2 separate regions of the Homo sapiens genome follow, and region 1 is linked to region 2. The links are chromatin contacts, found by Hi-C or POLR2A ChIA-PET in ENCODE. All regions are on one chromosome and are shown on one strand. Each heading gives the region's core, a stretch centred on a gene start or an enhancer-like site at or near the end of the contact. The rest is flanking DNA. Distances are from core to core; before and after follow the strand shown.

The links. Hi-C counts contacts between places; a loop is a spot of excess contacts on that map. ChIA-PET counts read pairs that join two places held with the same protein, here RNA polymerase II (POLR2A). Pooled maps may share reads with other maps.
Region 1: a loop to region 2 is called in a map of endothelial cell of umbilical vein, with 5 times the contacts of the local background. The contact joins two enhancer-like sites. A Hi-C loop is called at or near these places in 9 of 168 maps with a recorded cell type or tissue (Caco-2, Caki2, Calu3 and 6 more), 19 of 37 single-sample maps with no recorded cell type and 7 of 50 pooled maps. POLR2A ChIA-PET finds 5 or more read pairs at or near these places in 10 of 52 experiments (A673, AG04450, BJ and 7 more).

Annotation. Positions count from the first base shown.
Region 1 is chr6:129,682,685-129,685,511 of GRCh38, forward strand. All of the region lies in intron 1 of ARHGAP18 (Rho GTPase activating protein 18), which reads right to left. Among named protein-coding and RNA genes, the nearest start is that of ARHGAP18, 26 kb to the right of the region's middle. RefSeq lists an enhancer at 1,360-1,654. Within about 2 kb of position 1,452, at least 35 of the 41 ENCODE cell types and tissues checked have a DNase peak (open chromatin) inside an H3K27ac peak, as active enhancers do; they include HCT116, PC-9, Panc1 and 1 more, where a contact is called at or near this core.
Region 2 is chr6:129,642,598-129,645,747 of GRCh38, forward strand. All of the region lies in intron 1 of ARHGAP18 (Rho GTPase activating protein 18), which reads right to left. Among named protein-coding and RNA genes, the nearest start is that of ARHGAP18, 66 kb to the right of the region's middle. Within about 2 kb of position 1,499, at least 5 of the 41 ENCODE cell types and tissues checked have a DNase peak (open chromatin) inside an H3K27ac peak, as active enhancers do; they include HCT116, PC-9, Panc1 and 1 more, where a contact is called at or near this core.

The DNA of each region.
Region 1 (2,827 bases), core at 202-2,701, 40 kb after region 2:
CAGCCTGCCTGGCATTAACTAGATGTTGAGATTCAGGAATAAAGAAAACAACATGTTTAATGCCTTGATGAGTTTATAGTCTAAGATGGATAGAGTAACTGGACACACAGCTGAGAATAAACAAGGGACTGAACAATAAAACACAATAAGAATTTTTTTGAGAAAACTGCACACATAATGCATTTTAATCAAGGTAAACCATATAATACATTTTAATCAAAAGACATAGCTTGATAATATTACTATATTCTATTGATTGTTCTATTTCTTTCTTTCTCGTTCTGTTTCTCCTTTCTGTTTTTACCACCATGGTTATTCACAGACTTATATACTTCAGGAAAAAAAAAGTGAGAAATGTGTTTTGTTTTTTCTTTTTTTTTTTTTGTTTTTTTTTTTGTTTTTTTTGAGACGGAGTCTCGCTGTGTCACCCAGGCTGGACTGCAGTGGCGTGATCTCGGCTCACTGCAAGCTCCACCTCCCAGGTTCACACCATTCTCCTGCCTCAGCCTCCCGAGTAGCTGGGACTACAGGCACTCGCCACCACGCCCGGCTAACTTTTTGTATTTTTAGTAGAGACCGGGTTTCACCATGTTAGCCAGGATGGTCTCGATATCCTGACCTCGTGATCTGCCCAATTCAGCCTCCCAAAGTGCTGGGATTACAGGCGTGAGCCACCACGCCCGGCCTTGTTTTTTCTTTTAATTTGAGGTGGAAGGAACCAGCACAGGGTTGTTGGTTTTTTTATCTGCCAAGTACGGGCTTTTTTTCCCGTAGAAATGAAAAACTATATCTACTTGCATTAGCTTCATTTCATTAAAACATTGATCACACGTTAATAATTTGTGATCAAATTCATTTACGTATAAACAACCAATATCAGATCCTTTCATATTTTGATTAGCAGTATGAATTACAGAGCGGAATGATAACAAGTCAGAGAAGAAAAAAGCCCTGATGAGTCAAAAATGTAATGGAAAATAGAGGTTGGAGATGGCAAAATCTTTCCTTATTTCACAATTTTCTCTGGGGCCAGCCCAATTTACCTTTCACAACAATGCAATAACAAAGCAGCAAGGTGTATCTCTGCCTTGCACAAAGTGGATATGGTGAATGAGAACACCATCAAGAATCATAAAATGATGTGGGCATACCTGGAAAGTAACGTGGAGGTGTAACCACGGCGGGGGGGAGTTCTGCTAAGAAAGGAAAGGTGAGAAAACACTTGGGAGAAAATGGCTTTTGAAAATGTGAATTGAAAAGAGAAGGAGCTCAAAGCCAAGAAACTGACACTGACAGCGCGAGATGATTGAAGTGCAGATTAGGATTGAGTTGGGGCGTTGAAAAATAAAGTACAGATCTGAAAAATCTTGGAGAGAAAAAAATAACAAAGCTTAGTAAGAGCTCCTTGAGCAGGCCTGGGGAGAGAGATGTCAGTGATGACTCAGATGTCAGGAGTGGCAAGGCAGGCCAGCTGCAGGACTGCCAGTGACAGGAGGAAGTAGGAGAGGAAATGATGCATGCGATAGCTAAGAAACACTATAAATGGCTACATATCTGTGGTTTCTCCAGCAAAAATGCATGTGCAAAACGTTCTGTATTCAGTACCCTAGTTAAAATATAACTGTGGGGAGAGCAACAGATTAACTACACAAACTGTTGCTTTAAGATAGCATGCCTAGGAATGTGCATGGGAAAAAAATACTGAGGCAAAATAAAATTCAATTGTGGTTAGCTCTAGAGTAGTATTATATTAATAATATAAGTGACTTTTGCCTCCTCTTTTGTGCTGCTATTTTTCTAAATTTTCTCTATTGAGAATGTTGTCTTGTAGGGCAAAGTTTTGAAAGTTCCTAAGTGAACATGTTAGAATGCTGTGTGTTAGTTTGTAAATTTCATGGAAACACATACACACCAGAACGCATCCACCAACATTAGGTGTCATGGAGCCTGCGGCACACAGAGGGTCCTCCAAAACAGCATTAATATATCCGTAGAAGTCCATGGGAATCATCGTAGTTGGCCATCTGGTGACTTTCACGTGTTTAGCATATAATCAGAAGTACACAGATTGACCATACTTTACCCAAATCATGAAAGCCAAGAAATTTGTCTAATAAATAAATTACTTAACCCGAAGCCTAATACTACCCCAAGGAATTTTTCAGTAAGATCTGTGAAATGCCCTCTAGAATCAGAGAAGATATCAGCACTAAGATATTTGAGTATTAAATACAGTGTTTCATGATCCTAGAAAAGTGGAATGGGTACTTCCAAAGTAAACTGGGCAAATCCAATATGCAAGGTCACTGAAATAGAGAAACGTCATTACTGCTTTCTCAGACTCCGGCGGTGGACACTGGACACAGCGTAGTAATTAACAGGACAGCCTCTGGAACCAGGCTGCCAGGGTTTCAAAGCAGCTCCACCACATTCCTAGCATGTCACCTTGAGCAAGTTTTCTTCACTTTTGGGCCTCGGTTTCCCCAACTATAAAATAGAGACCATAACTATACCTACTCTCATAGAATCATGAAATATAGGGCTGGGCACAGTGGCTCACATGTGTAATCCCAGTACTTTGGGAGACCGAGGTGGGCGGATCAATTGAGGTCAAGAGTTCAAGACCAGCCTGGCCAACATGGTAAAAACTCATCTCTACTAAAAATGCAAAAATTAGCCAGGCATGGTGGCAGGCACCTGTAATCCCAGCTACTTGGGAGGCTGAGCTAGGAGAATCACTTAAACCTGGGAGCCAGGGGTTGCAGTGAGCTGAGATCACACCACTGCACTCCACCCTGGGCCAACAGAGCAAGACTCCGTCTAAAAA
Region 2 (3,150 bases), core at 249-2,748:
AAGACTCATTTAAACCTGAAACTTTGTTTTTAAAAAGCAACACATTAAATCTTGATTACAGACTATTAATTGGGAATGAATTTTATATAATTCTTGTGTTTATCATTTATATTCATAAACCAAACTTAGTCAACTCTTATACAGCAAATATCTTCAACCGATGAAGCACTATTTGAATTTCCATTTTATTTTTGAAATCAAAATATAAATAGGATGATTTAAGTTTGCTGTTATAATCTACTGTAGAAAGAAATTTCTAATCTTTATTTATAAATGGACCCATGATTTATATGTATTAAAAATTCAAAACTGGGGTACAAACTCATTTATTAGCAATTCTGAATAGCTTGGAATTACCTCAAACATTTCTCTCTCAGATATTATCTATGAAGAATAAATTGAATAAATAAGAGTATTTGTATAACTTCAAGTAAACAATGTTTTTTGTTATAATTCATATCTTACCTACTTCTAAAATTGAATTAAAGGAGCTTATAATAAAAACCTATATATAATAAAATAATTTTTTGTTTTATTATTATTTATAGAGAAGACCATGCCCGATTCCTTAAAAGAAGAAATTTTTCAGCTTTGATGCCTTTCCTTTATATACGGTTGATATGGTTTGGCTATGTCCCCACCCAAATCTCATCTTGAATTGTAGTACCCATAAGCCCCATGAGTCCTGGGGGGACCCAACAGGAGGTAATTTAATCATGGGGGCAGTTACTTTCATGCTGTTCTCGTGATAGTGAGTGAGTTGTCATGAGATCTGATGGTTTCATAAGGGGCTTTTCCCCTTTTGGCTTGTTACTTCTCCTTGTTGCCATCATGTGAATAAGGGTGTGTTTGCCTCCCTTTCTGCCATGATTTAAGTTTCCTGAGGCTTCCCCAGCCATACTGAACTGTGAGTCAATTAAACCTCTTCCCTTTACAAATTACCCAGTCTCAGGTATGTCTTTACAAGCAGCGTGAGAATGGACTAACAATAAATTTTTTTAAAGAATACAATTTGAGTGAGGACAATAGTTGAATAACTGTTTTGCTATTCTAATTTTCAGATTGCTTCTCTCAAGAAGGACTTCCAGGAAGTAATTCTTTGTTTGCCAGATTGGTTTTACTTACTGTACATATTGAAAATAATTTTAAAATTACAACAAAATAATAGTGTGTGAACATTCACATTTAAACTAACCTTTCCCAAAATTGTTTAAAATAGTAGGATTTTAATAGTACATAAGGGAGAGGGTCACTAAACTCTGGGCGAATCTATCCAGCAGCTTAATTCCAACTGGTTAGAAAAAGGCAAGGAACTTAATTGTTTATTGCTGCAAATAAATGCAGTATAACTGAGCACTTAGCTTTAATATGCTAATAAGCCAGTTTTATTCCTTTAAAGATGATTCTTCCTGCCTTGATTACAAACTTTATTAATGCTGGTTGCATACATGAATAAACAATCACTATACTCTCTCCCCAGTAGCAACCTTGGGGTGGCGATGGGTGGGAATTAGGACAGGGGCCAACAAGCCTAAGTCTAGACATGTTTGTGAATCTCTTTCCTTAAGTCTCCATTGTTCATTGTTTGCCTTCTTCATCCCTTAATTCAAGGGGTACTTCCTCCTTCCCTGGCCTCAATCGTCCTGTTTACATCTCTGTATTCCACCTGGGTCCCCATATCCGGCCCCAATGGCCACTACATAGCCAGTATTTTTCTTGTAGAGTTTTCACTCCTGATTCTTAAATTAACATGTAAATGAGAAAGTCATCCCTCTCTTAAAAATAAAAAATATATATTTTTAAATTTCTGGTTCAGCAGCTCAACTTATCTGTATTGTTCATATTCCTTACTTCTGCCTTACCAGGATAGCTAATGTTAATTTACAGATGACTGCCAGCTTCATTTTTCGTATTGCATGTCAAATAGACAGATGCCTTATCCTTTTGTTTTCTCTCTCATAGTGTGAAATTGACCACCTTACTTCTGTCTCCTTTAACTCTTACCCCCCTGTGAGACCACAATAAGTACTGTAAACTGTGTGAAGTATAATGACTAACGCCAAATAATTGGGTTTATCTGCTCAAGGGAAAAAGGTGCAGTTGAACTAGAAGTACATTAAGCCTTTCACTCCTGAAGGAATGTGTTTATTCTGGCAAGAATTTTCCAGTAAATTTCCATTAAGATAGCATGTGCAGAAAAATGCAAGGTCATTGAGTAACACCATTGTTACATAAATACACCATCTATATCAAGCCTTGCTTTCAAAACATGCATAAAGCAAAAATTGAATAGCTTAGTGCTGATGAATTGACTCAATATTTTGACTTTAATAAGATTCAGAAGCTGAATAGGTTTGTGATAACCTAAAAATACTGAGTCATGGAAAAGAGGAATTTTCTTTTTCTTTTGTCTGTATTTTTTTTTGATCACTGGTAAATACTGCAAGAACACATTTTCATTTTTAAATAAGAGGGGATGAGGAGTGGGAAGGAGACAGCCATTCAGTAATAGACTACCCTCCTTGGTCAACCTGCCACGTATTTTTTAATTTGTCTAAAAATGTAAGTGAACATTCCTTCAGTTTACATCAATGAACATGTTGTGTTACTTCTTTTCTTTGTAGAATATATTCTACTTTTGTACTTCAGACAGGCAGTGACTAAAAGTCTGGACCTTCCTAAAACTGTTCTGCTAAGAGGCCAGTTAACTAGTTTCCTCTTTTCTGTTTTTAGGAGTATGTTATATGATATCATGTTCATTCTGCAAATGGGGTTCAAAAACATAAAGCAACATCTGCTAGATGTAATGAAGTACAGAGCAGAAATATTTTATATTTCCAAAAGATCCAAGTTGACACATGGTGTTGAAATCAAAGAAACACACAGTTTATACCACAGGCAACTACCAGTGACCCCTCCCTGACTTTCTAGCAAGCAATTATTCCAAGTTCCTTCCTCCTCCCTCTCCCTCCAGAATTCTGTGTGCTAATCGTGCCATGGATATGCTTCAGAAGCTCCCGCATTTCTCACCTTTTACAAGTATAATGACAGAACTAGACGCTGTCCTCTAAAGGAAGTTGCCAGAGTTGCTCTATAAAGAATCGCTTCCTAGCTTGCTGTACAAGTCACGCTCTTTCCAATACACCAGAG